2 separate regions of the Mus musculus genome follow, and region 1 is linked to region 2. The links are chromatin contacts, found by Hi-C or POLR2A ChIA-PET in ENCODE. All regions are on one chromosome and are shown on one strand. The core of a region is the stretch at or near the end of the contact, and the rest is flanking DNA. Distances in the headings are between cores, read along the strand shown.

Evidence for each region. Hi-C counts contacts between places; a loop is a spot of excess contacts on that map. ChIA-PET counts read pairs that join two places held with the same protein, here RNA polymerase II (POLR2A).
Region 1: a loop to region 2 is called in a map of heart, with 1.9 times the contacts of the local background. The contact joins the enhancer-like site here to the promoter of Smim14 in region 2. A Hi-C loop is called at or near these places in 3 of 37 maps with a recorded cell type or tissue (gastrocnemius and heart). POLR2A ChIA-PET finds 5 or more read pairs at or near these places in 3 of 5 experiments (Patski and embryonic stem cell).

The regions. Positions count from the first base shown.
Region 1 is chr5:65,451,160-65,456,897 of GRCm38, reverse strand. Smim14 (small integral membrane protein 14) reads left to right here. Exons shown (of 5, transcript NM_133697.4): 4 at 3,570-3,712. Among named protein-coding and RNA genes, the nearest start is that of Ugdh, 18 kb to the right of the region's middle. Within about 2 kb of position 2,062, at least 1 of the 3 ENCODE cell types and tissues checked has a DNase peak (open chromatin) inside an H3K27ac peak, as active enhancers do; it is heart, where a contact is called at or near this core.
Region 2 is chr5:65,490,535-65,495,807 of GRCm38, reverse strand. Smim14 (small integral membrane protein 14) reads left to right here and starts at 2,925. Exons shown (of 5, transcript NM_133697.4): 1 at 2,925-3,072.

The sequences.
Region 1 (5,738 bases), core at 813-3,312, 38 kb after region 2:
GGCTATTTCATTACAAAAGGTGGCCATCTGAAGAACAAGTCTAGGTTTTTCATACAACCACTTTTAAAGGCAGTTCAGAGGTTTGTCTGAACATGAAGAACGTTTTAGGGCTTTGTAGAATATTTTTCAAAAACTGTTGTTTCTTTTGGTGCTACAGATCAAACCCAAGTCCTCAATGCACACTAGGCCAGTGCTCCACCACCGAACTGCACGTTAGCCTGTCTCTGTGGTCTCACTGTGTGCCTAGTGGTCTCAGTGTGTGCCTAGGCTGGCCTCAAACTCACTACCTAGCTCAGGATGGCCTTGTCCTGCCTGGCCCACTGTTCCTGACCCCCTCAAATTTATGTGTTTAATGCCTCAGCAGCATTCTTTCCATCTCTGCCTGCTGCTGCTGTCTGTTGCTGCCTGCTGCTGCTGCTGCAGCACTAATTGTGTCCTCTTCGCCTGCTGTTTTGTTTTCCCTCTGGCCTCTTTGGGTCTCATATACCAAATTTACTTCCTAGAATGGCACCATAATTATTTTCTAAAATTCAGCAAACCAGGAGTAAGCAGCACAGGCCTGCTGTCTCAGCATTCTAGAGACAGACAGAGTTCAAGCCAGCCATGGCTACATAGCCTGGTTACAGGATATCTCAGTGCAAGCAGGACCAGCAGGATGGCCCAGCAGATAAAGCTGCAACTTTGATGATCTAAGTTCAGGTTTCTGGGACTCCCCCCACCACACACTGTGGGAGAAGAGAACTAACTTTCTCAAATTGTCCTCAGACCTCAGTGTGTGTGCTTGTGGCATGTGTGCTTGCACACGCGTGCGTGTGCACACACACACACACACACACCTTTAAATTTTTTTTAAGTATTACTGTCACACACCTCTCCATGACCTCCGCAGGCATTTCTCTCTTTACAGGATATTTAAGACTTTCCACAGCTCAGACTCATTCCCAGCAGACCTCACGTGCACCCGTGGTCCTCAGGACTCATATACAGCAGACCCACCTCCAGCAGCCCTCATGTGGCCAACTGGATGATTGACAGTAGTGTAAATGAGCCTTAAAACTGATAGCCGACCCCCACAAATTATTTTCTTGTCTCCCCAGAGGGTGCCATGGCATGTTTCCCTTCTACATCCCACAGATAAATATGGGTGTGGGAGTTGAGGGCTTGCCCAACTTGCTGGAACCCATGGATGGATTAGATCACCAGCACTCAAAGAGGGGGAAGGGAAGAGGGAAGGAGAGAGAGGGGAGAGAGGAGAGAGATAGAGAGAGAATATGAATATCTTGCATCAAGCCTTGAAGGTCAGGAAAATCATGTCTATTTAGACTCTGAAGTGGAGGGATTTTGGTGCCTGCCTCCTCCCCCCACCCCCCACCCCCGTTTGCCACATGCCATTCTGGGCAGTGTGTCATTCTGCTTTCATGTCCTGCCTGTCCCTGGCCTGGTGCTCCCCTATGAGGTGATAGGATGTTTAACTTTCACAGATAAAGAAACCAAGATCAAATAGCCATGAGATGGTCCCTGCTCTTAGAAAGTTAATGGCTTAGGCAAGCTATTCCTTCAACTGAGAAATGCTATGATCCTTTGAAGAGGCGGCAGGACGATAGCAGAAGTAGTGGGGTTGTTATAGAAGAGGGAGGCAGAGAGTAAATGGGAGACTGGCTGTTGTGCTGGGCAAGGTGGAAGATAGGGGGTGGAAGGACTCCTTCCAGTACTCCCTGCCAGAGAAGTACTGAATTGGTGTTACATCATTCTCATTTGGAAGGCTTAAAAAATTATAATACTAGCCCACAGCCCTCTACTGCTCTGAATCAGATGGTCTGACACAGGGCCTCAGAATCTGTGCTGTAGGTCACAGGTCTTCCTGATGATGTGCAGCCAGGCGAGGGAAACTCTGGCTGGAGAAGAAGTGAAGTAACTAGGAAAGATAACGTTGGAGAGAGTGAAGCCTAGAGAAGCAAGTCCAAGTCACCCCAGCAAAGGTCAGGCTGGCGTCCTCAGAGCTCGATAGGCTTAGTCACTGGGTGGGTCAGCAGAGATGTTTGTGTTTCTGGTGTTTTGGGGTGTGACAACACATACTTGTCTGGCAGTTAGAGGCAGGAAAATCAGGAGCCTCGGCTACCCTGGAGACCTGAGGGTACTGGATAACGGACTGACCTGTGTAAGAGGAAAGTTCAGTCCTGTGGCTTAGCTGATAAAGACGCTTACCTGAGTTCAATCCCGGGCACTCACACAGTGGAAAGAAAGAACCAGATCCTGAAAGTTCTCCTGTGCCCCTCCATGTGTTACTCCACAAAAATCAGAGTAAGTGTAATAGAAATGTTAGATCCCCACAGCATATAGAGTGTTGAAGGGAACAGGAGACGTGTGCTGTGGGGTTTGGGTGTGGCGAAGTGGTGTACTGCCTGTCTAGACTGGTAAGGTCCTGGGTTCAACACCCAGCATCCAAAGCAGAGGAAAAGAGACAGTACTGGTAAAGCATGTGGTTTGGCGACTCCTGCCCCACTGAGTTAGCTGTTGCTCAGAAAGTGACTGAGGTTAGGACTAGACCACATTCCCATCTGCCTCCTCTTGTACCAGCTAAGTCCTTAACATGACTGCATTTCAGTTGCTAGAACTTTGGCCTCAGTACTGCAGGTTGGGAGTGAGCCTGGGCCTGTGGAGCCTGTTACAGTGTGTGAGCTTAGTTTCAGCATCCTGCCTGGGTAGCTGAACAGGATTTTCCCTGATGCAGAAAAACCAAAACTAGCTGTCATATTGACAGGCCATTTCTGAAATCTGCTGGGATTTCTTTAAATCTGATCTCTAATTTTAGTTTCTGAAAACTGAGCTTTTTTGTTTGTTGTTTTGTTTTGTTTTTTTAGAATTTTTTTCGTTTGTTTTGCTTTTTATTATTTGGACATAGACTTAGTATCTAGCCTTCACTTGCCTGGAACTCTCTATGTAGATGAGGCTGCCCTAAGACTCCGAAATCCACCCGCCTCTATGTCCTGAGTTCTGGGATTAAAGGCATGTGCCACCATACCTACTCTTGGGTATTCTTTAAAATTCTTGTAGATTTATTTACGTATGCACTGCCTGCATGTACATGGTGTCTGTGGCGGTCAGAAGAGAGTGTTGGACCCCTGGAAATAGACGTACAGGTGGTTGGTTGTAGGCCACTGTTGTGGGTGCTGAACTGAACGAGGATCCTCGCTCTGCAAGAGCAGCAGTGTTCTTTACCCTGAGTCGAGTCTCCAGCCCCCCATTAGCTATTCTTGATCTGGCTTCTTTACTTCAGCAGGTCTACGCATTTGTGGTTTCCTAAGTCCATGGTCCTTGCAAATCAGTGCAAAACTGTTGGGTGTGTGTAGGGCATGGTGTGTCACAGTGATAAGTGTCCCTGCCTGCTCCCAGCGCTCAGGACTCTGTTAGCACAGATTATTACTGCACGGGGCTGGACAAGTGCCTCTGTGAGGCGTATACACTTACTCTTGCAGAGGACCAGACTTGCTCCCATTTCAGATGTGTATCTCGCAGGGTTTCAGTCAGGATGCAGTTTGGCTACAGATGCTTTTTCTGTTCGTCCTTAGTGCCAGGACCCTCCAGTGACAGTGGCATCAGCATCACTGTGATCCTGATGGCCTGGATGGTGATCGCCATGCTCCTCTTCCTTCTGAGGCCTCCTAACCTGAGAGGCTCCAGCCTCCCTGGAAAGCCCTCCAGTCCTCACAGTGTAAGAGCTACTCCTGACCCTTTGTGGGTGGTGGGGGGGGGGGGTGTTTGCTTGGACTGAAATACAGAAATTATTAAGAGGAAGACTCAATTCTCGGACTGAGTCCTTTCAGTGTAGTCATAATGAAATTCTCAGTCCCCAGTTATCTTTTGTAGAGATGAACATTAAAATAAAAAAACAGAGTTAGATGTGGCTCATATCTGTAATCCCTGCACTTGGGAGAGTGCAGCAGGAGGATTGCCACAAATTCTAGGTCACCTTGTACTCCAAAGTGAGATCTTGCTTCAGGAAGGGGATGGGTATCTATAAAGTTACACAGCATCCAGGAAAAAAAGTTGGGCTGGAGAGATGGCTCAGTGGTTAAGTACACTGACTGCTCTTCCAGAGGCCCTGGGTTTAATTCCTAGTACCCACATGGCAGCTCAGAATTGTCTCTAGCTCCGGTTCTGGGGCATCTTACACCTTCCCACAGGCATACATGTAGGCAAAACATGTACACAAAATAAAAATAATTAAGAAAAACAGTTTTCAGACTAGGATCATGTAGTGATATGTACAGTAAAGCCTTTCTGTCCGGCTTTAAATGAGATGTTGCTGCACCTGCGAGCAGCGCCATCCATCAACAGGGATGGGGCTTAGTTTGTAGACTACTTGCCTAGTGTGTGTGAAGCCCTGCCTTGGGCTCAACACCTCATAAACAGGGTATAGTGCACACAGCTGTAATCCCAGCATGGGGAGGTGGAGGTAGGACATCAAAATTCAAGATCATCCTTTGCTACATAGCAAGTTAGAGCCTAGCTTGCTTTCCTATGGAAAACCCTGTCTCCAAAAAACTTTTTTCTTCGTGATGAAACCACATGTTGGAACACGAAATTACTCTATTAATTCTGTTGCTCAGCCTTCTCAGTATGCAGCCTTACGGTGTTAATGTCAGATTTTTTTTTTTAAAGATTTATTTATTATTATATGTAAGTACACTGTAGCTGTCTTCAGACACTCCAGAAGAGGGAGTCAGATCTTGTTACAGATGGTTGTGAGCCACCATGTGGTTGCTGGGATTTGAACTCCGGACCTTCAGAAGAGCAGTCGGGTGCTCTTACCCACTGAGCCATCTCACCAGCCCAATGTCAGACTTTATAAGTAGTTCTTCATATGAGAGGAAAGCAGGCATAGCAGTGAGAATTGGCCTGCACCGTGGAACTTTTAGGAGGAGAGCGTATAGACATGCTGTGTGCTGGGCTAGCTAAGAATGGCTTTATTGGCACACACACGGTCTCATTTGTGGTCCAAGGCTAGCCTCCTCTACACAGGGAGACTCCATCTGTCTTAGAGGAAAAGGAGAGAAAGCTTTAGTGTACTTTAGGCTTTTCTTGGAAAGGGGACTGTGCCTTAAGAACCTTGCAAACATAAAGTGTTTCTTTCTTAGCCTCTCCCCATGCCTTACTCTGTGTATACCTTTGTTATTTTCATGTCAGGGAACAATTTCTCCAATGTTTAGAGAAAGAAATCCAACTTAACCTGACTTAGAAGCCATTACAAGTGACAGACCTTATTGGTCCTAGGAACAATAGTCTCTGTGTCCTAAGCAAGGAACAGAAAAAAAAAAAAAAAAAAAAAACAGACAACAATAGAAAGGCTGCTCACCTTACAGAGCATGCCGGCCAAGTAACTAAAGCCTCCCTGGACATCCTAACAGCTCCATCCCTCCCCCTTTGAGATGAAGTCTCACAGTACGACCCAGATAGCCTTGAACTCATTTTGTAGCTCAAGCTAGCCTCAAACTCTTGATCCTCCTCTCTCAGCTCGTATAGTTTGGCATCTTTTCTTTTAGCGCAGGTGCTTGCTATTGCAGGTTGCAAAAAGCCAGTGTAAAGGTGATCAAGTAAGTGGATTTATTGGTTTTTTTTTTTTTTTTTTTTTTTTTTTTTTAGACAGGGTTTCTCTGTATAGCCCTGGCTGTCCTGGAACTCACTTTGTAGTCCAGGCTGGCCTCGAACTCAGAAATCCACCTGCCTCTGCCTCCCGA
Region 2 (5,273 bases), core at 1,676-4,175:
CTGACAGCATAGAGGTCAACAGGCCAGGAGACATCTAAACTAAGAATAAGTAGAGTCTAGGGAGGGAAGCACCTGAGGTAATCATTCTTGGGAATTAGGGTGAGGTCTGCCCCTACTGATAGCAAAAAGGTCACCAGGTCATTAACTAACAACATCCACTTTCAGCTTTGGGGATGGAATTCGGGTATTTGATTTTATCTCCTCTGTTGGGAAGACACAAGTGTTAACATTCCTGGTTCTCCTGGTGCTGTGTGAGTACAAGGACCTCATGTCTCCAAAAGAAGCACAAATATAATGAAAATATGTTGTATTTTAACACTAGTAATGGTGTAAAATTCTGAGCCCAAAAATGCTCTTGAAACTATGGAACTGAAAGGGCAGAATTAGGAATTATACCTCAATAAGGATGTTAAAATACAAAAGAATTCTTAGAAAATTAATTTTCAGTAAATCTGAAATGAATTAGACAACATACATATGCTTAGGTAAAAGAAAAATGAGATAGACGAATATGGTGTCACCTGAAGAAAACAAGATATGTAAAAATAAACAAATATTTTTGTAAAATATTCTTGCATAAGGCAGCAGTGATAACAGCGTAATGTTTGTAACCTATCAAGAGTTGAAGTAAACATTTCTGGGCATGGCAGTGCAAGCCTTTAACCCCAGCCCCTGAAGGCAGAAGCTGGTAGATCTACGTTCCAGGCCACCCTGGTCTACAGAATGAGTCCCAGAACAGGCAGGGCTTCAGAGAGAAACCTTGTCTCAGAAAAAGAAAGAAATGTCAAGAGCATCCAATAGGATGGGAACAATTACAAATGCCATCTTGGGCCCTAGAAAGATGGCTCAGAGTTTGAAAGCAGTGGCTGCTCTTCTAGAGGACCTGGTTTCAATTTCCAGCCCCCACATGGCAGCTCAGCACTGTCTTGTGGCTCCAGTTCCAGGGGGATCCGACACTCTCACACAGACATACATGCAGTCAAAACCAATGCACATAGAAGTAAAAATAAGTTACATATATGTGTATGAAATGCTGTCTTCATAAAGTGCTAGTATTACATGAAAAAGGATAGTGTCACTTGGTTGATGTAGAATCTCTGAAAATATTTCATGCAGACGTCAAAGAAAATAGGTGACTTTAAGGAATAAAGTAAAAATAACGCATACAAGTGGATTACAAGCTGGGAAGTCAGGTTCGTGGTGTATTTGTTTGGCAAGTGGTCGAGACAGGGTTTCTCTGTGTAGCCCTGGCTGTCCTGGAACTCACTTTGTAGACCAGGTTGGCCTCCAACTCAGAAATCTGCCTTGTCTCTGCCTCCCAAGTGCTGGGATTAAAGGCGTGCACCACCACCGCTTTTTGTTTTGTTTTGTTTTTTCAAGACAGGGCTTCTCTGTGTAGCCCTGGCTCTCCTGGAACTCTATGGACCAGGGAGCCTTAAACTCAAGAGTTCCACAGACCTTCCCTTCCTCGTGCTGGGATTAAGGGGATGTGCCATCACTTCCCGGAGCAGTTTTGTTTTTCTCAGCTCAGCCACTGAGAATCATGAAGGTTTCTTTCCTCTGTTTTAAATATGGGATGTTTCTTCATTGAAATTTTGTAGTTACAGTGTGTACCAGGGAAGACAGAGCTCCCCTGCTTGTTTTCGCTGGTCGGGTTTTGTTTTCTTTTCTAACTTGTAACCTTACCAAAGAAAGCAGGCCATACCTCAGTAGAACACGGATTGTGAACCATGTAGCCAAAGACAGACTGTGCAGCACTGTTTTAAAGGGTTTTGTTTTTCTTTTTTTGTTGTCAGATTGTTAAACTATTAGGGAAGAAAATGAAATTCCAAGTGGATGTTTTCTGCCGTTCACTATTTTTTGTCCAGACTTTAGATTCTCAGGATAATTTTTTTCTTGTACTTTCTTATAAAAATATGCTTAGTTTCGTCCAGAGTTCCTCGAGGTCATTGGATACATCTGTAGAATTACGGCTGCCACAGCTGCTTCCAGAGGTGCTCTTTTTGCTTATCAGGCTCCACACTTCAATTTGCTGGTATTTCCCGTCCTTTCTTACATGGGAATTAAGCTGTCTTTGGATTGTTGAAATACTGCTTCCTAACTTCCAAGCCCAAGAATGGTGTGCTGCTACCTCCTTTGGCCACATTCCCTCCTCCACTAGGAGGGCAAACCCATGGCTAGGCTCCCCTCACTTTTAAAAACAAAAAACAAAAAAACCCAGACATATTCTATGCTGCACTGGCTGGGCTCAAATTCACATACTCCCACCCACTCCCCCAGGGTTTCTCAATGCAGCCCTGGCTGTCCTGCAACTCGCTCTGCAAACCAGCCTGTCTCTGCTTCTGCTGTTGAGCCATCACATCCGGCTTCTAACATCTCTCTTTTAAGGTTAAGGTTGAACTTAATTTAGGTCTGTTTTCCAATCCAAAATCCGAACGTCATCAGGATCACTCATCCCTCCCCACCTCCCAGCTGACATGCTTCTGTAATCTTCGAGTTCCGATTTTCACGCGTGCCTGATGATGAACTCCCACCGCCACCTCTGCAGGTAGACCGGGTCTCAGCAGTCATCAATTTGTGCGCGCGCCCCTCCGCCTAAGTATGACTAAACACCGCCGTGGACAGAAGCCATTCCCTCGACAAACAGACAGACACGTCAGATGATCATGACCACGGAAGACAGCACGGAGGCGACGTGGGACAACTTAACAGCCGGGTTGCCCTTCCTTCTCGGTGGAGCAACCCCACCCCGCCACACCGGAACTGCCTCCCCCACGCCGGGCGCGCCCACGCACGTCAGCGCCGGAGCTGCGGGAGCCGCCCCCCTCCGACGCAGGTGGCCCGCGCGACACGCGCATGCTCCCTAGGTAGGGTCACGAGCGGCTCCGGGTGCTACAATCTGTTGCGCCGCCCTCGGGGAGCCCGCAGATCCGGGTCTCGTGGCTAAGAGTGACGTGGTCTATCGAATCCAAACAGAGGGGAGGAGGCCGGCGGCCAGCAGCATCGGCAGCGACAGCGGCGTCCGGAACGCTCCCGGCCGCCACCCTCCCCGCCCGCCGCTGTTTTGGGCGGGTGAGTGTCCCGTCCCCCCCTCTCTCCCCGGCCCACCGCCCTCCTCGGCGACCCTCTTGGCGTCGCCACTTCTGTGGCCGCGCGCACCCGGGGACCGCTGCGGCGGAGCGGGCGCCTTTGGCTGGGCGCTGCACCCGGGGAGCCCGCAGCCGCTGGCCCGGCAGCCTGCAGCTGGGCTGCACAGGCACCCGCAGTCCGGGTGCTTTCACTTTTAGGGCCCCATAGGCGGCGCGGGCGTGCAGGGGGTTAGGGACAGTCACCCCGAAGGCCGGGCGGTGGCGTTTGCCTGGTGGGTTCGATGAAGTCACCCGGACGGGGCCCTTTTGTTGTGGTGTGTTGGTAGCTGCCATCCTAAAAGCCAGAGCTCTTCTTTAGCCTCCATTGTGTTGCGGATTTAAAGGATTCCCCTTTTCTGTTGGTTCAGTTCTGTTGGTTCAGTACGTGGAGCCGGGGCTGACAATGGAGCAGGTAGCAGCACCGTTATCGGAAGGAATGCAGGGCAACAGCCTGGCAATGGTTTGAGATCCGTGTCGCTGCTTAAAGCCGAAGTTTTCCGAAGTGGCTGCTTAAACGTTAGGATTTTAGCCAAGATGATACTTGCTAACTGTAGCGAGGCGGCAGGATGCTTTTAGTTGCCCCAGTTGGAAAAGCCGAGGATGCGGCCTTAGTAATGGAGTGCCCTGGGTTTACAGCTGGAGCGCCTGATGAGCTTCAGGAAGCATTTATACCTGCATGTGTGGAAGACACCCTCCCGATTTTGTGTTGTGGTGTCACTTGGCAGCTATCCGTACCAGAATTGGGAAAAACCTACAGTTTACCAAGGGTTCTAGTCTGGAAACGCTCGCTGCCCTGTGTCTGCTGTGGAGGTTAGGGGAAGCAGCTGCGTGCTCCTGCTTCAGGTGACTCCCTGCTCGCGCAGATTCCTTCAGTGTAGCCGCCCACCCTTTTGCCCTCCGCACTCAGACCAGAAAACCAAGCCTGGATGTTCCATCGTGTTTTCGAAAAGGGACATTTCCCCCTCTCCAAGATACTTATAGTGTTTCTGTGGAAAGCAGCAGGAAGGAACGAGGAAACAGATTGATTGCTGTCCATCAAATCTGGGAAGAAGTCTTAGGAATTTAGACCCCTATCTTTGAAGGGTGTGCCCTTGGGCAGTAACGGACCTCGTATCAAATCTTTTCCTCCTGTGTAGATCATGGATTTTCCCTCTTTTTTTTCTCCCATACTTGGAATCTTGATGATATAGACAAAGGAGAATTTTCTTTTTGCACTTCCCCCTTTTCAGATTTTTTTAAAAAACCCTCACCCTTTTTACTATTCTAAAACAATATTTTTTGTTTTGTGAGATGTTTTTGTAGTGATTGGAGGAGATGTTTATAGAAGTACATGAGGAGGAAAGAATGATAATCGCGTCTCTCCTCTTGCCGGAATGTTAGTTCATATCCTTCAAGATGCTTTTGCAATTGCTTTACAAAAATATGGTATCATACTACATTTGTTATTTACTTATTTATTTTATTTAATGTTAATGGGTATTTTGCCTATATGTATGTTTGTGCACCTTGTGCATTCCTGGGTGCTCAAGGAGGTGGTGGATCCTTGGGATTGAAGTTACAGAGGATTATGAGTGGCTGTGTTGCTGGGAACCAAACCCAGGTCCTCTGGAAGAGTAGTTAGTGCTGTAATCTCAGAGCCACCCCTCGCTGTGGCTTTACATACCGGTACTTTTTTGAGTTATGTATGTATGTATGTATGTATGTACGTATGTATTTGCAGCTATGGCCTATGGACCTTTTAGGGTGAAATTCCACCATGTTGGAAAAGCAGTAGTTATTAAAGCCATGGTGTGGAAAGTTTTCCCCCTATGTCTCTTGGTGATACTGTGAGATTTAGTAAAACAGACACCGAATGGCGTGTAGGCTTACTTGGCTTGTTAAACAATCCAGGCAGCAAGTGCAATGTGGAATGTTACTGAAGTTTTTTGTATCTAATGACTTCACAGGGAAGTTTAGGTTTAACCCTTAGTTATACTGTATTCCACATGCAGGCACCTGTTACCATCCCAGTCCATAAGAGTCTGGAGGAATCTATTTTGCTGCATAGCATACTTAATTACTGTATTAGCTTTGGGGTTTAGGTATGTGCCATCTATTACACATTTTTTGTTGTTTGGTTTTTAACCACTGACTCCAAAGGAGCCT